2 separate regions of the Homo sapiens genome follow, and region 1 is linked to region 2. Evidence: read pairs that join two places in POLR2A ChIA-PET (ENCODE). Cell type or tissue: IMR-90. All regions are shown on one strand. Links, peaks and the distances in the headings refer to the core of each region. The heading gives the core; the rest is flanking DNA.

Region 1 (12,627 bases), core at 4,453-6,952, 96 kb before region 2:
ATACATGTAACATACAAAATATGGGCCAATTAACTGTTTATGTTATCAGTAAGGCTTCTGGGCAACAGTAGGGCATCAGTAGTTAAGTTTGGGGGGATTCAAAAGTTATACACAGATTTTCAACTGTTTTTTATATTTGCTCACTCACTCCCATGTTTTTCAAGGGTCCACTGTAGAAATACTTAATATGTGTATTATACATGAGTTATGTGTATGTGTGTATTCATGAGTTAGAACACACACAATTCCTTGTTCTGTCCTTTGAGAGGGACTACAAGAAATGACATCCCAGCAGCAACTAGCACACTTCGCACCTAGATTTTGGTTTCTATTTCCATTCTCCAATAAAAGAAGCCAGGGATCCTTAGGAAAATGGCTGATTCTAGGACTGGGGCAAGAAATATACATTTTGTAATACCAGAAAGTAAGAAAGTGCTGAAAACCAAACCACTCCACAATGATGGGGGTATGTCAAAGAGACACAGGAGCCACCTAATGGAGCTCCCAATAAGCAGATCTGTAATAATTCGAGCAACAAAATAAAGTAGTATTGAATTATAACCCAAAATATAAAATAACTATCTATGAGTTCATATTGATATAAATAAATGAGCAAATACATATATAATGGTGGAGGAGACAATGCACATGGGTGGAAGAATTCTAAATAAATTACATTGCTACTCTGCCCTCACAGAGGTGAAATATAATTTGTCACTCCTCAAGTGTGGGCTTTATATAATACTTCTTTGCAAAGAATACAGTATGGAAAAGGGCATGGAAAAGGAGAGAAACTTTACAGTGGAGAAACCTGGCAAACATTTGATATTGACTATTGAGGTCAATATCAATGATAAGTCATGTTGATAGTATGGACCTTTGATGTGATGTAATGAAAATAAGACTTCACCTCTGAGGTATTCCTGTCTAATCCATAATCAGAGTCTAATCATGAGGAAAACATCAGACAAATCCCAGCTGGCAGATATTCTACAAAATAACTGACCACTATTCCTCAAATAGTGAAGGTCATAAAACAAGGAAAGTCTGAGAAAATGTCACAGCCAAGAAGAGCTGAAGGAGACATGACAACTAAATGTAATATGATATTCTGGATGAGATCCTGGAACAACGACAAGAAGGCATTAGGTAAAAACTTAGGAAATTGGAATAAAATATGGGCTTAGTTAATAATAATGTGTCAGTATTAGTTCATTAATAGGGGAACCTGGTGTAGGGTGTGTGGCAACTCTCTGTTCTATCTTTGCAACTATTCTGTAAATCTAAAGCTGTTCTAAAACAAAAAGTTTATTTAAATAAAAATAATGGTGTATCTTAAAGACATCTGAAATTTATTGAACTTTGACATTATCCTCATTCTACAGGTGAGGAAATCAAGGCCAGAGATGTAAAGGAACCCAGTGTAGGCCTGTTAACACACTGGAATGCTTTCTCTTATCTTCATAAGAGAGTCTCTGATTACTAGTCCTGAAAACTGTATACTCCAGTGGTGTCCTGGCAAGCACTTAACAATGGCTTTACAATGAGGAAAACCCTTGCTGATTTCCATGGTATAAGTACTACCATCATGGCTGATTTCAAGCTACCAATGGAATGTGACTGAACACAGAATGGGGAAGAGACACGCACAATCACCTTTCCCGCCGGGACCTGTAGCTAGCTCACACCAGCTCACAAGAGCAGATTGTTAAAATTTCAGGAATTTTGTGAGCTGGTTGTTCAACATGGATAGCCTGAAACTGGCCCCAGGGAGAATATTTATACCATAGAAATCAGTTAATGCTACAAATCAGGGTTTTGGGTTTTTTTTTTTTTTTTTTTTTTTTGAAAGCCAGTTTATCAGCATACACCACCAAAACACTAGAGTCCCAACTTATGGTTCTGTCTGTGTTGCTATGAGACCGAGTGTCCTCGGACAAGCCACATCGTCTCTGAGTTTCAGTTTAGTCATCTATAAAACAGCGAATTGGAGGACTAAACTCCCAAGTTTTCTCCCACCTCTGAAATTCTATTAAATACTAGGATCATCTTTCAGTTCCCACATGTTGTTCCAGATAAAACCTGAGGTCATGTCACCGTGCACTTACAGGGCTTTGACAGTCATTCGACAGCCTCTGAGGCTAGGGTCCCTGGCCTCTATTTGTGCTTTGAGTTCCAGGCATATACAAATTCTGTAGAGCCACAGACCCATTTGGTGTTCCCTCTCCCTCCACCAGAGCCTTTGCACATGCTATTCCCACTCCTTGGGCCACTCTTCCATGTCCTCTTTCTCTGGCCAACTCTTACTTAGCCCATTGGATCTCTCCGGGAGTGGTCACTTCCTCCAGAAAGCCTTCCTTGACTTTTTCTAAACTGGCTGAGGTATCCCTGTAATGTGTTTCCCTGGCAACTCCATATTTTTTTCTATCATAACTCTTATTGTTATTGCTTCTTTTATTGTCTGCCATCCCCACCTAAATTCAAGTGCCAAAGGGGCAGAGACTGTCTCTCTGGTTATCAGTTTTTTAAAAAAGAAATAGGCCAGGCATGGTGGCTCACACCTGTAATCCCAGACTTCGGGAGGCCAAGGCGGACAGATCACTCGAGGTCAGGAGTTTGAGACTAGCTGGCAAACATAGTGAAACCCCATTTCTACTAAAAATCCAACAGTGAACCAGGCAAGTTGGCGGGTGCTTGTAATCCCAGCTATTCAGGGAGGCTGAGGAGGGAGAATCGCTTGAACCTGGGAGGCGGAGGTTGCAGTGAGCTGAGATCGTGCTACTACACTCCAGCATGGGTGACAGAGCGAGATCCCATCAAGAAAAGAGAAGAGAAGAGAAGAGAAGAGAAAAAAGAAAAGGAAAGAAGGAAGATTCAGAAAGAAGCTAGAGACAGAATGTGCTCTTCTTCCTTGTCATGGCATCTTAGAGTCCTATACCTGGCACAGCAAAAATGACTTACTCGTTGTCTGTTGAGTGAATAAATGAATGTCTGCTTAAATTATACTGCTCTTCAAACAACAGATATTTTTCTTAGTTGCTTCCCCAGACAAAAGTACAAATCTAGAAAGAAACCCCCTTCTGATGAATGCTTTTGCATGAGCAGATTTCCAACACGGGAGGGGACTTCATGAGAGATGCCCCACTTCCGAGAGGGTGTTGTCTCAGGGGTGGCATTCTCAATCCTGACAGGACTAGGACTTCTGAGCAAGCATCCCTGCTCCTCGGCCAGCAGTTCTTGCTTACATGGTTGGTTACAGCCCCTTGCGGGAGCTCTGCTTGCCACAGGAGCAAATACAACTTGGCAACATCAGATCCCCCAAAAGCTATTTGTTTTGGTTAAGAGGGAGGACTTTGGGTAAATTAGAGAGGGAGGAAAACCCACAGACGGTGATTTGACATACCGAGAGCAGAGCACAGGACCACCAGCCAATGAAGTCTCACCTTCCGAGGAATGACAGGAATTGTGGGCCTGGATCTCTGAATGTTCCTCAGGGGCACTCTTGTTACTTGGGATCAGTTACCTTCTGGAGCCTCACTGAGGTAATTTTGAGACAGATTTTCAGAAATTCATTTTCAGATGCTCTTCAAGGCATTCCCAGACCAAACAATCTTAGGATCACAGAGCTAGATCATCCAGTCTGGCCACCATATTTTGTAGGTAGGAAAACTGAGACCCAGCAAGGAGAAGTCATTTGCCCAAGGACACCCAACTAAGACTGAGCTTTATTAGAGTTCTAGTCCCTAATTCCTAACTCTGTATTCTTTCCACTGCAGCAACTCACCAACCAGACCTTGTGAAGACTAAAAAGACAGGTGAAATAGGGCCATGCACACAGAAAGGAGCCCAGGGGAAGAGCGGTCCAGTGAGAAGTCCATTAGAAAATATATCCTGCAGCCAAATATGCTTAGAAAATCCCCTCACCTCCCTGGAGTTTTCTCGATAAATGTAAATAGGTTAGTCAAGAAATCATGGGCCACTGGGTATAACTATACATTTATCATAACCTATGGAAACTCTGTAGGGTCAGTCAACCAAGAAATAGTTGCAATGCAGTATAAGAAGTGCTAGAATATAAGGTAGCAGATGCAATGTTAACAGGGGGAAGAAATAACTAACTTCGCTGGAAGAAATAACTAACAGCCAGGAAAAATGATCTGAAGCTGAATCTCAAAGGATGAAAAGTTAGCGTAAAAAAAAAAAAAATACCATACCTTATTCCAGGAAAAGGTATGGTATTCCTAAGCAAAGGTACAGGGTGGTGGAAACATGTTGTATTGTGACTATTGATGCTTAAGATCTTGGTAATAAATGCACATTGTGTATGGGTGTGTCAAAGGCCTGTCAATGAGCACCTCTGTTAGGCTCAAGTAGTGACTCAAAGAGGAGTTTGGCTGGAGAAGCTGTTGAGGAGATAGAAAGGGGTCATCTTGTGGGGTAGAAAGAGATCAGTATATAAACCCCAGAGAGGAAGCTTAGGGGCAGGGTCAGCTTATGGGTGGCTTTGAGTAAGTGGCAGAAGAGTGGGGATGTCTTGGGATAATGGAGTCATGGCAGGCTTCTGAGCAAGAAAGCAACCCAGCTCCTTGCTTACCAGAATGAATTGGCCAAGAATGTTGGAAGAAGAGACCCAGAAGCAAGGAGAGAGAAGGTGGCAACAATTAGCAGTATGAATCCTTAGCTTGCTGCTGCATGACCAGAGGGAAGCAAAGCCAATTAAGTGTAGTCTCCACTACCTCAGCTCACTATGGTACCCCCTACCACTCTCCTCCTCACCCCACCTCCAGCCTGAGTCATCTTGAAACAAACATGGCCAACTGGGAGGGACCACAGAGACCAACTTCAAACATTCACACAGGACTCTGCTTACCACGGCAAAGCTGCCACTTGTTTGCTGAAACAATTCTCATTTTTAGTAGCTCAATCTAATGATTCAATAGCCAAAGGCATTGAAGAAACAAAAATCATATGACTAAGCCTTGGAGCATTCAGTACTGGCTGTTGAATATATTGCAGCAATAATTGTTCCAAGGCATCTACTTTCTATAGAACACAGCATAGTCATAAAATAAAATATATTGATGTCAAATTCCCCTATATAGGACAGGTCCCAACACCTCAAATTAGCCCTTGTTTGGAGGCCTCTAACTAGACAAAGTGTTTTCATCAGTTTACTAACTAGCAGGATACATTCATCCCCATTTTTGAGATGGACAAAGTGAATCTTATGAACTGTGCACTCAGCCACTTGCAAAATAACAATGATAATAATAACATTAATTAATGTTTAGTGAGCAATTACTCTGTACTAGAACCAGTTGTTACTGCTTTACTTGTACTAACTCTCATTTGATTCTCACAATATTTCTGTGTGGGTTGGGGGGGGAGTAATAACCCCATTTAACAGATGAAGGAACTGAGGTTTAGGGAAGTTAAGTTCTTTGCCCAACATCACAGATCTAATGAGCGCAGAGGCAGGGTTAGAGACCAGGGGTTCCAGAGTTGTGCCCTTAACCACTATAATGGGTTCTCAGTTCTATATGAGCTACCATGAAAGACACAAAAATAAGAGATGACGGGGTCCCTCATAATTTTTGCTCTGAACACACATTACTAGCTGAAACACTCAAATTTAATCAGGAATTTCCCTTTGGTTCCAAACTTCCTGTTTGCTCTAAACCTCTGATGTCAAAGGCAGTCAGAATTCTACTTCTAAGCTGGTCAGCAATAACGCGGCTTCCTCCAAGGAATGTAAACTTGGCTTTCATCCCAGCCAGCTCAGGCTCTCCTCTCTCCTCCTCCCTTCCCCTTTGTTAGGTCACAATGCTTTCACCCCCCAACTGTCATTGGCAGGTAACACTGCATGGAATCAGTTTGGGATAAAGATAGTCTCAGCCTCAAGTAGATTTGGACCCATATAAAAGTGATGACTCCTGAAAAACTCATGCTGGTATTTGGCATTCCTTTAGTAGGGGACAAGCTCTTCATCTATATGACATGGGAGAGGGACAGAATGACTTTTATAACTAAAGTGCACATTTCCAAAGGCAGCTTCTTTGCTGAAGCAGGTCACATAGGGACCAGGGCTTGGGCCGGGTTCTCATGAAGGTGGCTGGGTGCAAAGGGAGCCCAACAGGGAAGTCAAGACACCAAAGTCAGACTTCACAGCTTTTTTTTTTTTTTTTTTGAGACGGAGTCTCGCTCTGTCTCCCAGGCTGGAATGCAGTGGTGTGATCTCGGCTCACTGCAAGCTCCGCCTCCCAGGTTCACGCCATTCTCCTGCCTCAGCCTCCCGAGTAGCTGGGACTACAGACGCCCGCCACCACGCCCGGCTAATTTTTTTTGTATATTTAGTAGAGACGGGGTTTCCCCGCGTTAGCCAGGATGGTCTCGATCTCCTGACCTTGTGATCCACCCACCTCGGCCTCCCAAAGTGTTGGGATTACCAGTGTGAGCCACTGCACCCTGCCGACTTTGCAGCTTTATAATGCAAGCAGATCTGTCAGCCCTTCCAGCCCATTGGTTACCGTCATGCACGTTTATCAGTGTCAATATATCCTGTCCCTGGGTCCCAAAGTGACCACAAGAATAAAATATCACCTGGTTGTGAGATCTGGGCCCTTAGCCTGTAAAAGAGACACAGACTCACATATCCACCAACCTGCTCCTCCCAGACTGCAGTGTTACTGCACTGCCACCATCGTGGGGGTACCTGTAACTCCTCAGGCACTGGCCGAGCCCCTAAACAACCCCAGAGACATTTTTATGCCCAGTAGCTTATTTAACTATTACAATTTATGCCAAGTCCGCAGGCCTTGCCCTCTTATTTTAATATACATTAGTGGAGCCATTTTACAGATGAGGAAACTGTGGCTCAGAGAGATGAGGTCATTTGCCCAGCATTACACAGTTAGTAAGTGGCAATACTAGGACTTGAACTGAGGTTCTCAGTATTAGTTTGCTAGAACTGCCATAACAAAAAACTACAGATTGAGCGACTTAACAGGAATTTATTTTCTTGCAGTTGTGAAGGCTAGAAGTGTAAGACCAAGGTGCTGGCAGGGTTGGTTTCTTTTGAGTCTCTCTCCTTGGCTTGCAGAAGGCTGTATTCTCCCAGTTTCTTCACAAGGTCTTCCCTTGTGCTTGTCTGTGTCCTAACCTCCTCTTCTTATAAGGACATCAGTCATATTGGATTAGGTCACCCAATGACCTCATTTTGCTTTCATTACCTCTTTAAAGGCCCTATCTCCAAATGCCATCACATTCTGTGGTACTGGGGATTGGAGCTTCAACATAAGAATCTGGGGGTTGGGGGCATGATTCAGTCCATTCACTTTCTGACTCCAGAACTGTGTTCTCCGTTTAGCCAACCAATAATAATGGAGCTTACTAGGTGTCAAAGATTGCACTCAGCACTTCTGCAAATGTTTTCTCATGTAATTTTCAAAGCAGTCCAGAGAGGTTTGCATTATAATTCCCATGGAACACTGAGAAAACTGCATTTCAAACAGTTTAATTATTCTACCCAGGAAAACACAACAAAGATGAGGCAGACCCAGGATTCAGCCTCATTCTTCTGACCTCAAACTCTGTGCTGTCTCCAACATACAATGTTGCTTCCCATGTAAAACTGTGACTGGCAACAGAGAGGACAGGGTGACCTGACACAGTGCCAGTGATGGTGGTAGGATGTGGCAACATCTCCTTTTTGGAAAGGTTGTAAATCCAGTGGACAGTAAGAGCTTCTACTGTATAAGGTTGGTGTGATGACTCAATAAGTAACATGTGCAAAGTGTTTAGAATAGTGTCTGGCTACACAAAGGCTAAATAAGTGTTTTGCTATTATTGTTGTTGCTGCTGTTATTACGATTCTTGTTCATTTCTGGATAAAGACTGTAGATATTGAATATTCACCACTATTTTACTTTCCTTCTCAAAATTACACACAAAGATGGAGAGAGTAAGAAAAGAATGCAACACAATGTTGGAATCTTGAAAGTAAACGGATGAGTGGTAACTGAATTAGTAGATCCAAGAAAACTGAATCCTGAACCAGCAATGGGGAAGGTCAAGAGCAATGAAATTTTTGCTGCAGAATTTCCATCTTCCTATCCCCAAAGCTCAGGAAATATGCAGTAACAGTTACTCTGGAGATGAGGGTGATGTGGAGCGAGAGAAAAGAGAGATTTGGTTGAAAACTAGTTATAAATCCAGATTCTCTTTTCTTCTTGGCACGGCCCCTTCCCTGTCCCTAGAGGTTTATTCTCTGGAGAAGTGAAACAGGATCTCTAGACTAAGCATGGAGTGGGGGTAGATGGGCATGAGGGTATAGTACTGAACACAGGAGAATTAAATAAACATGTGTATTCTGGAAGCCGGGTCCTCTAATCTGGCTTCACTTGGTTCCTGCGATGCTGGCCACCAGGCCGTCTCCCTTTAGGCAGGACTCTGGGAGTAATCGAAGCACTCCAAGAGGAAAGGCCTAGAAATAGTGATAGTCTGAGGTTCCCCAACTAAGTGGGCCACCCAGATTAGTCTACAGTGAACCCCAAGTTGACTAGTCCAATATCTGAATGATAGTTCCAGAAAGAGAAAACAGAAGAGAAAGAATCAGTAAAGAAATAAGTAATACATTTTCTAGAACTGAAGGGCTTAATTTTCTAAATTGAAGAGATCTATGCCGGGCGAGTGCAATAGATGAAAACAGACCTATATCGCATCATTCAATAATTTTAGAATAATGGAGACAAAGCTTTAACACACTTCTGGAAAAGAGAAATAGATCCATACAAATGATTGAGAATTCAATTGACTTCAGACTTCTGCACAGCAGCACTGAGAGCTGGAAGACAATGGAATGATACCTTAAAATTGAGTGAAAATGCTTTTTTTTTTTTTTAACTTCAACTTTTATTTTAAGTTCTGAGTTCTTATGCAGGATGTGCATGTTTGTTATACAGGTAAATGCATGCCATGGTGGTCTGCTGTACAGATCATCCCATCACCTAGGTATTAAGCCCAGCATCCATTAGCTATTCTTTCTGATGCTCTCCCTCTCCCCACCCTCCCAACCCCATCCCCGACAGACCCCAGTGTGTGTAGTTCCCCACCATGTGTCCATGTGTTCTCATCGTTCAGCTCCCACTTGTAGGTGAGAACATGCAGTGTTTGCTTTTCTGTTCCTGTGTTAGTTTGCTGAGGATAACGGCTTCCAGCTCCACCTATGTCCCTGCAAAGGACATGATCTCATCTGAAGATTCTTTTTAATCTAAAATTCTATGCCCAGTCAAACTCTTTATCAAGTCTGAGAGTAAAATAAAGATGATTTTAGATATAAAAGGAAAGTCTCAATATTTCACTTCCTATATATTTGTTCTCAGAAATCTACTAAAGGTGCTTCACCAAATTGATGCAGTATACAAAGAAAGAGGAAGGCAAGGAATACTGGAACCAGGAGCTTCACAGGATAGTGGGAAAAGGAAGCCTAGGATGAAAGTGAAGTGGGATCCCAGGGTGACAGCTTTGCAGCAGGCACACAGGGCAGAAGGTAACCATTTAGACTGGAATAGTTTACAAGGCTTGGCAAAGAATGTATCCAAGAATATGAAATTGATAGAATACTGCTTATACCTAAACATGCTAAAAGGAGATATGGACAGTTTGTAGAGAGTTTGTGGTTGAATCAATAATAATTACATAGAAAACAAAGAGATATTTATTAACTTCAGGGAAAATAAACAAAAAAAATGCACTGGGAAGGAAAAGTAACTATAGCATACCACATAACTGAATTCCAAATGGTATTTCACAGTTATAATAATGTATACTATATATTCATTTAACCAAAATTACAGTAAACCATATTGAGAGGATGGGAGGTTGGGAAGGGTGTGCGTATGTGATAGGGCTGTGGAGGTGGGTAGTGGGTGAGAAACGGAACTAAAACCTCATTTTCCACAGTGGTAGGTCACTAGATAATGTGTAAAATAATTGTTTTTAAAATAACAATAAGGCTAGGTGCCATGGTTCATGCCTGTGTAATCCCAGCAATTTGGGAGGCTGAGGTGAGAGGATTGCTCAAATCCAGGAGTTCCAGGTTGCAGTGAGCTATCATTGTAACACTGCATGGCAGCCTGGACAACAGAGCAAGACCCTATCTCAAAAAAAAAAAAAAAAGAAAAGTACAATAAGATAATGTTATTTCTAAATACAGAGGTACATACCAAAAGACCCAGCTGCGAGTTGAATGTGGTTGCTTCTTTGGAAGGGGAAATTGAGGGGAGGGAAGGCAAAAAAAAAAAAACTGCTTTTTTATTAACCAAAACACCATGTAGAACTAATTCATCTGTATGTATATCTTTGACTGAAGTAACATCTAAGCTTTATACTATCTCATTGTGTAAACTCGGGTGAGTTATTCCACAATTTTGGTTTCCAAGTTCTGCACCTATAAAACGAAGGAGATGGATTATGCAGTCTCCAAGGCCCTCCCTGATTTAACTCATCATTTCTGCCATGGTAGCTGATTTCCTTCCATTAGAGACTCGGCCCTTAGATCCTTAGGAATTTTATGTCAAAATATCATTTTCTATAATGGATGGGGTAACGCTGACAGCTAAGAACGATGCTCTCTGGGGAAAACGATCCCCAAGTACCCTCAGTGACTTTCTAAAGGTCAGGTCCTAGAAGACTCAAAGGCAAAAAGAGATGCCCCTACCTTCTCCTCCCTTTCTTTGTATTAGAGCTTTAAATAACTTGATAATGTATTAAAAGAGGATGAGACTACACGTTAGACCTTCCAGTTATTAACTCAGGTTTAACTAAAGACCTTCATTCATGTCAGCAAATCCCTAACTGTGTGCCAATGGCAGGATATGATTCCAGAGATTAAGGCACACACTTTCCCCTCTGACTAGCAGGATGGCAGGACTAAAATTTACATCACAACTTCGTATGCATTTTCCATACGGAGGCCTGGTTTGGAGGGCACAGCTAGAGACCTCAGTACAACCCCAGCTTCTTCTAGGAAAGCCCCTCCTAAGCCTCTCCTTTGGGCTTTGTTCCCCAGCTCTGGAGAGAACAAGATAGTTAAGACAGGTTTATAAGGTGCACTGAGGTTCTGACTGGATTTTTGTTCCTTGCTCTTGATTCTTATCTGACTTTTTATAAACATCATGGTCAACAAGGAAAGCCCTTTCTAAGTACCTCCTGAGTACAGAAGAATCTAGGCTTGGCCAAGGCAGAGGCACCTCCTTTCTCCTTGTCTCCCCTCTGCCCAATTCTGGCACCGGGCACACGACAGGCACTAAGGCAAGACTGACTCTCAGGGAATGATGATAAGGGCTCATTAGAGATCAAAAGGCTTGGAGAATCTAAGGAGGAAGAGTCTATAACTTACATCTTTCTCTGCTGGTGGATAAAGACCAAATTTTAATGCTCAAAATGACAAATGTTAATTATTCATGATATGTGACATAGATAAGACGCTCTGTCATTTCCCACTGGCTTTCATATCCTCTATCACAGTCTGACTTCCAGCAATCACTCTCAGCTACCTTTTGAAAGAGACAAGGCAGGTACTATCTAAACTTCACAAGTGGAGACCAGTCACAAAGAGGTTTTGTAAGTTGCTCACGAAGATTTCTCAGAAAGTTCTCTAGAAACTGTTAAACTGTTTACCCCTGGGTAGTTATGAGTTTGATGAAGAAAAACGGACTTTACGCCTTTCTTCACTGCTTAGATTTTTATTTTTCCTATGACTACTACTTTATCATTTCAAAAAAGAAAGAGTTCGATTTTATCAGAAGGGAAGAATGAAGAAAAAAGGACAAGAAATAATTCATTTCTCTAAAGTGATTTCAGGCATTCCTTTTGGAGACCGGGATGGATAAGAAATCTCTAATGTTCTTTCACTGTATCTTAGTAATGTAAATTCGAGGTATGTGACTGGCTAACATTTACTGAGTACTTACTCTGTGGCAGGTGGTATTTATTTAAAATTACTTAGACCTATTCACTCATGAAATCCCTACGACTTTGTGAGACAGGTATAACTATCATCCCTACTTTATTGATGAGGATGCAGGCAGAAAACATGGGGACACTTGGTCAGGGCTATGGAATCTACGTCTTTCTCCACCCTCTGCTGCACAGCGCTCCTGGCTTCTGGATTACAAAAGAATAAAAAGATACCTTCCTGGCTGCCAAGCCTTCAACTCCATTCCCAGGCCCCTCTACTCCCCTCACTGTCTGAGGCATCATCACAAAATTTCTCCTTCATGACATGGGGACAGAGGGAGTATTCTCTGAAAGTCAGCTGCTGCTGTTGAGCAGCTCGGAGACTAACATGCATAAGCACTGAGCAGCATGTTGAGGAGGAGGAATTTCCCTGAATCAACCTTGGACGGAAAGCCCACCCTTCAAAAACCTCCCACAGTGCCTACAAGTGTATGGGGAGGGCAGGTGGTTAAATGCCATAATTAGGAAAAGTGGAAACAGGTGATCTAATGCATTCTTCTACTACAGCACAAGGGACAGGAACCCCCACCCAGCCCTCCCCCTGCTTCCCCCACCCCGTGTCCAGCAGGGGACACAGAGACAGCACCCTCTGCTGTCTAGGGGGAAAAG
Region 2 (12,627 bases), core at 5,233-7,732:
GGGATGGGCCAGCTGACTGACCTACAGGCTGCTGCTTTCAAGAGTCCAGGACATGCCAGGGCATGTGATCCCAGGAGCTTCCTGGTCCCCAGAGCAGGACCTCCCAGAACTTCTCAGGGGGTCCCAGAAAGGTGACTCCCAGGCTTAGCTCTGAACAGAACCAGGGAACAATCAGAGATCTCAGGTGAAATGCAAACAGCTTCCTCTGCTCCCTGCCCCTTCATCTTCTTTCTAAATGAACAGGAGTTAATTTTTCCATCTCACCCAGCCATCGGAATGGTGGCTGATCACCTTTAGTGCTTTATTGAGCATACTAAAGGCCACACCCCACACCACTGTGTTCATCTCAGTGGGAACAGGATATGGAGAATGGCACCAAGGGCAGAGGACCCTGATCCGAGGCATGAGATGATTATTCCCATTTTCTTGCCACGTGTAAAGGATAAACAGAACATTTATTACATGCCAGAAAGATCAGTTAAATAACATTTACCTTCCAAAGTAATGCATGCTAAATTTGCTTTAAACCCTAGGTTTGCTGAGGGCAGAGATTCATTCTCAAAGTCTTCATAACAAATTAAAAACAGAATTTCAGCTGATCTCTGAAGGAGGGAAGACATGTATTGACACTACTATTGATTTGGAACACTGAGCATTTAAAACTTTCCAAAGTGCTTTCTCATCTACCATCTCACTTGATTCCTGTCCCCATTCAACAAATGAGAAAAATTGAATTCCAAAGAGATTAAATCACTACTTGAAAGTCTCATATAGCCAATTAATAGCAGAACCAGCGCTCCTATCTACTTGGCCTCAGGTCATTTGCACTTACAAAAAAGGAAAGAAAACCTAACGAGATCAGGCTGAAAGGTTCCTCTCTCAATCTTAGATCAAACAGACGAAACAATGCTAAGGAGTAGAACAAAACCAGCAGTTCCACCCGTGTGTGCCACAGACCTTGCCAAAGCTGCCTTTGCCCAACACCTTGATGAAGTTGAACTCATCCAGGCCCAGGCGCTTGGCCTGGCCTTGCCGGACTTCGCCATTCTCACCGGGGCTCATCAGCTGGCCATCAGGAGACGATGCTGCCCGGTGCTCCTCTCCTCGGTTGTCAAATGACAAGGCTTTCCGAATGTTGTTCTCAAGTTCTTTTATTTCTAGGGCCAAGGGGAACAAGAAATTGCATTAGTGCATACCTCTTAAGCCTGTTACATTAGGACTCAACACTCAGACTTTCCCCTGTAAGCTCTCAGTCCTCTTTCTGGTTCTTCACAACAGATCCAGTGTGACATCCCTTTGTATGTTCCTTCATCTGTTCACCACACTCTTATTGGCACCTAATGCGCAGCAGAGCTTAGGTATGCAAAGAGGAGGAGGACACAGTCCCTTCCCTGCCCTTGTCAACTCCAGATTACACTGGACCTGGCTGTCTCTCTGAAAGCCCCCTTTGGCTAGTAGCCTATTCCACTGTTCTAGGTAAAGCACACAAATCTGGGCCCTCTCTGGAATTCTGCAGAGTCACAGGTATCCTTCAAGTTTCCTCTGAAGATGAGAACAACGAATCAAGAACTGTCATCACAGTAATCACTGGTGATATAATTATTTCAACAACTGAGCCATCAGAACGGTGGCTGATCACTGAAGGTAGAAACCTTCATACCTTCTAAAAACCTTTACTCAGCCTTGTTGCCGGGTTTCTTCTAAATACCCATCTTACACAAGGTTATCTAACAAAATGAGCAATGGGCTTATTATTAACAAAAGAATTGCTTTCCCAAGTGACATGTTGCAAACTTATCTCCAATGGGGCGGGAATTTCTCAGTACAATTTCTCAACTACGAGACAGTCTTGTGCCCCGCTCTAGAGCTTATGACCTGAATTACCTGGGGGAGATAATGCTGGATGATCCTCTGACCTTTTCTATTTGAAGAAGCTTTACTGTTAGCAACTCATTCATCAAGACACGCACTCTTCTGTGTGGAAATGGGCATCTTGAGCAAAATCCGATTTTAAATGATGCTTGTGAATAACTTGGATTATGGAAGGGGAACATAGCCTATTAACCCTTGGGAATGAGAATTAGGCATGAGTGACAGAAAGAGATCTTCAGCTTCTTTTCAGAAGGACAGAGTCCCATAAGGGCTTACTCAAGGAATCCGGAGATCTTTCCTAGATCTGGAGTTTGGCTCCTCTGAGACGTGTTGGGGAGGGTGAAGACGGGGAAAGCTGCTGAGTCTGCAGACACTCCCCTTGCCAGTTCAGCAGTTATCCACCTATCACTTAGCTTGACTAAATAACTTTTAATCTCACAATAGAGCTAAAAGCCTCAGTTATTAAATGAATTTTGGAAGGCAAAACATAGTTGTTTGGGGACAGCAAAGCTTGAAGAAAAGGTTTTTCTATGTGTCTTTACAAGGGAAGAAAAAGAAACTATGTCTTATTTCTGTTCTGTAATAATGTCGCTCAGAGGGACATCTGTGCTAACATCACTACTGGGAAATCCTGGCGTCTGTGTCAAGTGGGATGAACAGAGGCCCTGGGGCCGCTGTATCCTGCCACTGTATCCATCCAATGGCAGAGCTCAGAGCCAGAGAGCATGCAGGGCAGGAGCCAGGCCTACAAACCCTGGTCTCTGAACTCTTACCTGGGGTCTCTTTTCTATATGACCCTGTCTCCCTGAAGCTCCCAAAGGGGATCTCAGCCTCAGAAAGGAACACGTGAAAACCCCCAAACTGGTCTGGGAAAATAGCTACAAGTTCTGCAGCCCCAGAGTACATCAGGCTACTTATGAATGCTTCAAATCTCATTTGGAATGAGGTAGAGTATAAAGACACAGAAAGTTAATTGGAGTAGCACGAAGAGGGACTGAGACCAATTATTCTGTGGCCTCAGGGCTGGTGCATGACCCCCGAAGCTCTTTTATTTACTCCTGGGTAAGAAGGTCTGGGTCATGGTGGTGACCTCCAAGGAAGGTTTGATGGCAGGGTTTCTGAGAGTGTGTCCCTCAGCCAGCATGGGTACAGTCTTGCCCTTACCACTGACTTATCTCCAAACCTTGGGACAGAACTTTTCCACACTCTGACCTCCCACTTCCCACTCACTAACCTGGGGGACAGTAATGAAGCACCAACATAGAGTGGGTATGGGCATAAAATTAGGATAATGAATACAAAAAGGGATATAGAAAAACCAAGGCACCATTGTCAGGCTGTGATGGTTATTCCTCTTCTGCAGATGCATATGTCCCTTACCAGGCATATCTGATAATGGTCACGAGAGCAGGAGGTTTTGCAAGTGTAAGTCCCTCCTCAGCCTCATCATTCTCGGATGGCTGCAGAATTATTATTGTGCAAATTATGTCTGCAGAACTTATTGTCTGAAGCACAGTCGGACAGAAGGAGATATCTGGAGCTGTAGAGGGGAAACAGGCCTAGGACTGGCCTCCTTCCCACTTCTTTTCTCAGTCTCTCCTCTAGCTTCATCTTTCTATCCTCACCCACCCAAAGGCCAGGATAGAAGACATCCTCCCTCACCCAGCCCCAAACTCAAGCTGATCTCAGGTTTTGGGTATGATGATGGGGGAGGGAGTGTCAAACTCAACTCAAGGGAGTGGTGTTGACAGGTCTAGGGCCAGGCAAGAGCTTTAAGAGAGGGAGCTGTACCCTTCTCTCTGCAGTACACTTGGAACCAGGGACAGAGGCAAGGGAAAACAGATAACCATAACATCATACACTCGCTCTCCTCTTACCCTGGCCTGGAAGGAAATTAAGGCAGATATGGCCATGGAGTGCCCAGCCCTCAAGAAGGTCTTGGAGAATGAAAGAACTGTTAAATCAACAGGCAACGGGTGTGTGAAAACCCACCAGGGCTGCTAGCTATTTCAGCTAACAAGCTCACTCTTGGTTAAAGAGGCCTCAGAGCTCCTTGGTCCATCCAATGGCAGAACTCAGAGGTCAGGAAGCAAATCTGAGGGTCTCACCCTGGTCACAAGGGGAGGTGGGTGCTGACTTGGATCGATCTTCCTCAGATGGTGAGCTTCCAGAAGCAGGCTGCGGGGACTCGGCACCAGCAATGAGCTAGAGAGGAGAGAAAGCAGGGACAGAGGCATCAGAAGGGAGGGTTGAGAGTTTTCTGATGTCAAAAGCATCAAGATGCCGTATAAGAGCCATGAGAGTTCCCAGAGCAGCAGGAATTCAGTAGATCTCTGTCCTCTTGCAGCCATCGCCAAAGTAGCCAAAATGAAGTTCGATCCCTCTGTGACGTCTGACCAGAGCAAGAACCACAAAAGGAATTTCAGTGCACCTTCCCTACATTCACAGAAGGATGATGTCTTCCCCTCATTCCAAAGAGCTGAGACAGAGGTACAATGTTTGATCCAACCCCATCCAAAAGGATGAAGTAGTTCGGGTTGTGCGAGGACACCATAAAGGTTAGCAAGCTGGAAAAGTAGTCCAGGTTTACAGGAAGAAATACATCATCTACATTGGACGGGTACAGCAGGAAAAGGCTAATGTTCAACTATCCACGTGGGTATCTACCCCAGCAAGGTGGTTATCACCAGGCTAAAGCTGGACAAAGACTGCAAAGAGATCTTTGAACGGAAAGCCACATCTCACCAAGTAGGAAAAGAGAAGGGCAAATGCAAGGAAAAAACAATTGAGAGGATTCAGGAATAAATCTTACATATAACTTTCATTAAAAACTGCTAAAATAAAAAAAAAAGAGAGTGTTCCTAATACCCAGTGTTACTTGCTGAATTGATATTCTGAAAGCACAGACTCAAGGTTTCATTTGCCAATTTAAGGGAAGAAAACAAGAGACTTCAGTTTGTTCACTTTTAATTCTATCCAAATACAATTGACCTTTCTAAGCAAAGCTCACCCCATGTCTTCCATAACGTCCCCCTCCACCTATCCAAGCAATGCAAGTTATCTCATGCAAAGCAATGTGACACTTGTCTCTAACACCTGTTTGGCACTTATTTATATCTTATTCAGCTTTTTATAGTTAGTATCTTTATGTGTATATTGTGAGGTGTTCTCCACTTAAGTAGACTATAGGATACTTAAAGGTAAGACTCTGTCCGGCACTTTTATTGCCCCTAGTGACTTACACAAAGTAAGAAACATAATAGATGCTCAATAAATATTTTCAGATATATTGATATTTGTTGGTAAATTTTAATAGAACACCTCCAGTGAGGTTTGTTCCTTCGCATAGATGCTGGCATATCCACTTTGAGTCTCCATTAACATCAGTGGTTTAGACTCAAAGATCACAAACACTTCTGCTCCCTTTTAGTACTAACTCTTGGTCTACCTGCTGTGCACACACATCCTTTCTGGATGATGGACTAGTTGCAAGGGGCAACACGAGGGCTACCAAAACACCAGAAAGTCTGATATTCCTGCAAAGAAGCCTTTGAGCTTCAGACCAAGGGCACTCCTCTCCCAACCTCTCATAGTGACTTGAGTTACAACTTGGTTTTTCCCAATTTTGGCATCAGAAGCATCCCAGCAATAAAAATATCAGGACTACAGTCCCTCAGCCTTCCACCCTGCCCCTTCTTGAATTTCTCCATGTTGGCTTCTTACCTGTTGGTTCTTCCAAATCCAAGACAAGGCAGACAATGTCTCACAGCTGGCATGACAACCCATGTAAATATAGCGCAAAGACAGCAGGTACTGAGTTTTCTTTCAAATGTTTCATGACAAAGATTCTGTCTTAATTTACTTCTAGACAAGAATAAAAACCATGTCTCCTGAAAAGGGTTCTCTCTAGAGCTTTTAAATGTGTTTGCATAACGTTGTCATGACAGAGTGTTTGCTCAGCTTGCCTCTTCAGCAGGGCCCTAGCATTCTTGGGTACTGATACTCTGCTTGCAATTCCAGGGCCTTGGGTCAACAAGTGAAGTCTTGTTTCCACCAGTGGAATTTACAAAGCTGAGAAGAGCCACCAAAAGCACAAAGTCTCAGTTATCTCAACCAGAGAGAAGAGAATTTTTTCTGCAACCCTTGCACAACAGCTTTGCTTATTGAGAAAACAGGGTAGGAGAAGTTTAAGAAAATAAGAACCCTTCAACCTTTCCTATACAAGAGAAGCAACATGGAAGAGCCACGGGTAGCTTCTAACATGACAAGATGACCAGGAAATGTAGGAAATGCCTTTAGAAGACATTTCAGGGCAAAATTCAGGGAGACTATTTAGGCGGAAGATTGCAGAGGTACCTAGAGTCAGACTTGCTTTTCTAGCAGGGGGCTTGAGGATGTTCGCCACTGGGCAATGAGGGCCACGCCCCACTGCACCCTTCACCCGGATTTTCTGCCCTGTTAACATGGTTCTAATTTTCTCATAACTTACTTTTCAAAGACCTCTTAAATTTTCTAGGCTAGGAGCCAGGGCTAAAGAAGAGCCTACAAATGAAATGCTACGGATGCCTTTCCCCCTGTTTACATCTGTGGGCCCTGACTTACCAAAATAACATTTTGGCAAATGGATCTCTTCTTACTGATATTTAGAATGTCACAGAGATAGAGACAGTTTTGGTCTCCAAAGAATGGCCCAGATGTTTCATGTCGTGAGACATTAACAATATTCCCCAGGCAGCTCAGTGCTGGTATGATCACAAATCATCTTGGCTTCCTCCCTAGAAAAGAATGTGGTTCCAGTTCTTCACCCATTTATCTCCATTATAATGATACCAAGGGTGAAGTTCAGACACTGACATTGCTTTCATGCCAGTTCTGGAAGCAGATAAGTCCATTTCCTTGTATGGAGTTGTTAAGCTTTTTCTAGAAGGAATTTCAAATTCCTCATCTCAAAGTTTATGTTTCTTTGGCAAACGTAACCCTTGAGGCTTGCTGTGTTTTCAGTCCACTTTTGGAGCTCAAGAAGACATTAATGTTACCTGCCTGGCTTCTATCTTTGTTTTTTTCTTTAAGTACTGCAGTTCTGAGTAAAATACCTCAAACCCAGGAATCTTATTACCTCACTCCAGAGCACCCTCTGGAAGTCAGCACAGAAATGCTAGCCTGAAAAGGGCTCCAGCAACACCACCAAACAGCCAGTTACCTTTTTCCTTCTCTGGCCGCTGTTGGTGATTTTGTCTGGGGTAACGCCCAGGTCGGCCAGTACTTTGGCGATTCCTCTGGCATCCACTCCACAGTTGGGAGCCACGTTGGTCTCACATCGACGGTGAACATTCATTTTGCAGACTGTAAGGAGACATGGAGAAAAGACAGATAAGTGTTCATGGCCTAAGATGTTGCTTCTTTTCTTTGAGATTGTATTATATGTTCATGAAGTATTACATGTTCATTTAAGATATAATTTGGAAAATACAGAAATATATATATATATATATATGTCTTCCATCATACAAAACCAAAATCATTCATTAAACCACCTTGCAGAGATAACCACTGTTTCTAGTACTTCATTCCAGCCATCCTTTCTACGTATACCCTAAATATAGATAAGTAAGTAAATGTCACATTTATATTTCCCTCCAGGGACTGGGAATCTTTCAGATCTCCAGTCTGAATTCAATGAATTCCTTTGCTTTTCCCTCTTCACTTAGTTGTCCTTGGTGTAAGACATCACAGGTGAAAACAACCTGCTCATTGAAGTCTGGCACCTAAGGGGCTTAGAAGTCAGCAGCACTCCATTCTAACAAGCAAAACGCTGAACAAACTACAAAATCAACAGCTCTTCCGAGATCCACCAAGTGAAGTGAAGTCCTAGGGCAAACTGAAACTGCTGCTCCCAGAATTAGACAGCCAACCAGGCGAATACAGAGAATCGCAACTTACTGAAGCAGAAACCTCTGTAGGAACAATGCTGGGGTAGAAAAACTGTAACTGTAACCAACAAATGGGCTCAGAGCAGACAAGCCTGAGAGTCAAAAACTCTAAGGGGGACCCAGTCGTTGAGTTGATAGACTTTTGTACATTCAGTTGAGAGTCGTGCTCTTCAGGAGCTCAACTAGATTCTCATAGTAAATATGGAGAAAATCTCAGGATTTCAGTGTGGGGGTTGGGGGTGGGGAACGTGGGGAGAGAACCATTTTTTAAAATAGCCCAGAGCACTCTGCTCTTCTTAACGAGGGCTTCTCTTAGGAGAAACTATTTTATCAGAGGTTGAGGGTTGTTTTTTTTTTTTATCAGAGATTGAGGTTTTATCAGACCCCGACTGATCTGGGGACAAGGAAATCCCCAACTCCAGCCCACTCTAGCCATCCTGTCCTATCTAAGGCCAGGGGAGGACTGAACAGCACTTGTGAGGTTCACAGCTCAAAGGCACAAATTCATGAAAACACCCTAATCACAGCTCTATGTAATTCTTTCCCTCCCTCCACACGTTACTCACATTACTAACAGCCTGTTTACTGACAGTTCCTTTTACCCGGTATATAATGTCTGGCAAGAAAAAACTGTAAGGCATCCTAAAAGGCAAAGAAAAAAAAAAACAAAAAAACCCCAAAAAACCAGTTTGAAGTGACAAGGCAAACATCAGAACTAGACTCAGATATAGCAGGGATGCTGGAATTATCTGACTGGGAATTTAAAACAACTATGATTAATATGCTAAGGGTTCTAATGGATAATGTACACAGCATGTAAGAACAAATGGGCAGTATAAGCAGAGAGATGGAAATGCTAAGAAAGAATCAGAAGAACTGCTAGAGATCAAAAACACTAACAGAAATGAAGAAAGCTTCTGATGGGCTTATTAGTAGTCTAGACATGGCTGAAGAAACAATCTCTGAGCTTCAGGATATATCCATAGCAGCTTCAAAAATGAAAAAATAAAGAGAACAAAGACTGGAAAAAATATCCAAGGATTGGGTGATAACTACAAAAAGTGTAACATATGCAAAAAGAGACTACCACTACGAGAAGAAAGAGAAAGGAACAGAAAAAAATATTAATATTTGATACAATGAGGACAGAGAATTTCCCAAAATTAATGTCAGACACCAAACCAAACCACAGCTCCAGGAAGCTTGAAGAACACCACACAGGATAAATGCCAAAAAGAAACAAACAAACAAACCAACAAAAAACTATACCAAGGCATATAATTTCTAAACTACAGAAAATCAACTATTTAAAAAACGCTGAAAGAAGTCAAAGGAAAAAAAAAAGTTTTACCTATAAAGGAGGAAAAATAAGAATTACATCCAACCTCTCCTCAGAAACCATGCCATCAAGAAGTTAAATATTCAAAATGTTGAGATAAAAACCCCACCACCCTAGAATTCTCTACCCTGCAATATTATCCTTCAAAAGTGAAGGAGAAATTAAAACTTCCTCAGACAAACAAAAATGGAAGGAATTTATGGGCAGTGATCTGCCTTGTAAGAAATGTTAAAAGTAGTTCTTCAGAGAGAAGACAAATGATACAGCTCAGAAACTTGGATCTACATGAAAAAGAGAGCAGGTAAAGAAAGGTGAAGAAATAAGTGGAGGTAAAATAAAAACTTTTATTTTTATTCTTAATTAATTTAACAGCTAATGGTTTGCCCAAAATCATAATATTAGTAATGTGCTGATTATGTGTAATTATAGTATTTCATATATGCTAGGTATGCTTATGTGTAAGTGAAATAAATGATAGTAATGAGACAAGGATGGCAGGGAGGAATTAGGATAATTTTGTTATTATAAGGTACTTGTACTGTCATGAAGCAGCACAATATTATTTGAAAGTAGATTTGGATTTGTTGTAAATGCATACTGCAAACTCCACAGCAAGCACTAAAATAAGTAAAAAAGAAAGTATAAATGATACGCTAAGAAAGGAGAGAAACAATACGAACATATTAAATGCTCAATTAAAACCACAAAAGGCAGAAAATGAGTGGAAGACAAACATAGAAACAAAGAATAAGGGCAACAAATAGAAAACAGTACTAACTATAGTAGATATTAACCCAAGTATGTCAATAATCAATAATCATTGACTTCAAATGTCAATAGTCTAAATATACCAATTAAAAGACAGATTGTTAGAGTGGATCAAAAAAAACAAGACCCAACTAACTATATGTTGTTCACAAGAAACCCACCTTAAAGACACATACAGATTAAAAGTAAAGACATAGAGTAAGATATACCATGCTAACACTAAACCCAAAAAAGCAGAAAAGCTAAATTAATTTCAGACCCAGCAGACTTCAGAGCAAGGAAAGTTATTAGGGATAAAAAGGTCAATTCTCAAAAAAGACGTAATTTTTAACGTGTATGTACCTAAAACCAGAGCATCAAAGTAAGTGAGGCAAAAACTGATGGTACTACAAGGAGAAACAGATGATGCTGCTATTATAATTGGAGACTTCAGCACCCCTTTATTCAAAAATAAACAGATCTAGCAGGCAGAAACATTAATCAAATCAACAGCAACATTAATCAACAGCAACATTAATCAACTGAATCAACAGCAACATTAATCAACTGAATATAACTGACATCTATCAACAACTTCATTCGGTGACAGAAGAATACACATTCTTCTCAAGATATGAAGCAATCACCAAGAAAGACCACATTCTGGGCCATAAAATACACCTTAACAAATTTAAAAGAATGGAAATCATACAATGTTGGCTTTAGACCACAATGGAATTAACCTGGAAATCAATAAGAGAAAGATAGCTCAAAAATTCCAAAATACTTGGAGATTAAACACATTGCTAAATAGCATATGAGTGAGAAAAGAAATCTCAAGATAAGTTTTAAAATATTTTGAATTAATTAAAATACAACTTACCGGCCGGGTATGGAAGCTCATGCCTGTAATCCCAGCACTTTGGGAGGCCAAGGCAGGTGGATCACTTGAGGTCAGGAGTTTGAGACCAGCCTGGCCAACATGGCAAAACCCCATCTCTACTAAAAATACAAAAATTAGCCAGGTGTGGTGGCGTATGCCTGCAATCCCAGCTATTTGGGAGGCTGAGGCAGGAGAATCGCTTGAACTCGGGAGGCAGAGGTTGTAGTGAGCCGAGATCATACCACTGCACTCCAGCCTGGGTGACAGAGTGAGACTCTGTCTCAAAAAAATAAATAAATAAAATAAAAATAAAAAATGAAATAAAATAAAATACAACATCAAAATTAGTGGGATATAGCAAAAGCAGTGCTTCAAAGGAAGTTTATAGCATTGAATGCATATATTAGGAAAAACATTCTAAAAATCAATAATCTAAGCCTCTATCTTAGGAAACTAGAAAAAGGAGACCAAAGTAGCTTACTTAAATCCAAAGTAAGCAGGAGAAAAGAAATAATAAGAATTAGAGCAAAAATCATTTGAATTAAAAACAGAAAATCAGTAGAGAAAAACCAACAACAAAAAGCTGGTTCTTTGTAAAGAGCAATAGACTCAATAAGCCTCTAGTAAGGCTAGTGAGAGAGAGAGAGAGAAAGAGAAGACACAAATTATTAATATCAGAAATGAGAGGACATCATTATGGATCCTATGGGCATTAAAAGAATAAAAGAGTATTATAAAGAATATTATGCCTATCATTTGATAACCCACACAAAATGAGACTAATTCCTTAAAATACACAATCTGCCACAACTTACATAAGAAGACATACACAGTACAAACAGGCTTATCTTGTAAAGCAATAGAATCAATCATTAATAACCTTCCAAAACAGAAAGCACTAGGCCCAAATGGTGAATTCTGCCAAACACTTAAGGAAGAAATTATATCAATTCTCTATAATATCTTCTAGAAGAAAGAAACAGACAGAATATATCCTAACTCATTTTAGGAGGCCACCATTACCATAATATCAAAGCAAAGATATTATAAAATCTACAGATCAATAACTTTTATGAATATGAATGCAAAAAATCTTCAACAACAATCAGCAAATTGAATCCAACAATTTATAAAGAGAATTACACACCATGACCAAGTAGGATTTATCCCAGGCAAGCAAGGCTGGTTCAACATTTGAAAAATCAACTAATGTAATCAATTGTTATCAATAGACTAAAGAGAGAAAAAAAATCAAATAATTCTAACAATAGATGTAGACAAAGCATTTGACAAAATCCAAACCTATTTATGATAAAATATCTCAGTAAACAAGGAACTGAAGAGAATTTCCTCAACTTAATAAAGAACATCAACAAAAACCCTACAGCCAATTTCATACTAAGATCAGGAACACAAAAAGGATGCTCCCTCTCACCACTCCTTTTCAACACTATACTGGAAGTTCTAACTAATGCAGTAAGACAAGAAAAAGAAATAAAAAGTATACTGATTGGAAAGGAAGAAATAAAACTATAAAACTATCTTTGTTTGTAGATGATATGATTGTCCATGTAGAAAATCCAAAAGAATCAACAAAAAACTCCTGGAACCAATAATGATTATAGCCAGATTGAAGAATACAAAGTTAATATACAAAAGTCAGTTGTTTTCCTATACACCAGCAATGAACAAATGGAATTTAAAAATAAAAACAATACCATCTATGTTATCATTCCCCCAAATGAAATATTTACATATAAATCTCACAAAATATGTACAAGATCTATATAAGTAGAACTACAAAACCGTTGTGAAAAAAATCAAGAACTAAATACATATAGAGATATACCGTATTC

What was found. ChIA-PET counts read pairs that join two places held together with the same protein. Peaks named below come from ENCODE experiments on the same cell type or tissue, not always from the same donor. Only the 100,000 strongest peaks of a DNase experiment are listed, where the experiment ranks them.
Region 1: POLR2A ChIA-PET joins it to region 2 with 8 read pairs; 5 of 35 experiments call an interaction of 5 or more read pairs at or near these places.

The regions. Positions count from the first base shown.
Region 1 is chr2:46,091,080-46,103,706 of GRCh38, reverse strand. All of the region lies in intron 11 of PRKCE (protein kinase C epsilon), which reads right to left. Among named protein-coding and RNA genes, the nearest start is that of EPAS1, 200 kb to the left of the region's middle. In IMR-90, for the core only: no CTCF peak of the experiment used is centred there; DNase peaks (open chromatin) are centred at 4,896 and 5,736; H3K27ac peaks cover 1,565 bases.
Region 2 is chr2:45,995,992-46,008,618 of GRCh38, reverse strand. It overlaps PRKCE (protein kinase C epsilon), which reads right to left. Exons shown (of 15, transcript NM_005400.3): 7 at 7,073-7,215; 8 at 3,981-4,077; 9 at 958-1,157. It also overlaps the pseudogene RPL26P15. Among named protein-coding and RNA genes, the nearest start is that of EPAS1, 300 kb to the left of the region's middle. RefSeq lists enhancers at 531-1,031, 78-1,277, 1,032-1,532. In IMR-90, for the core only: no CTCF peak of the experiment used is centred there; DNase peaks (open chromatin) are centred at 5,868 and 6,688; H3K27ac peaks cover 1,970 bases.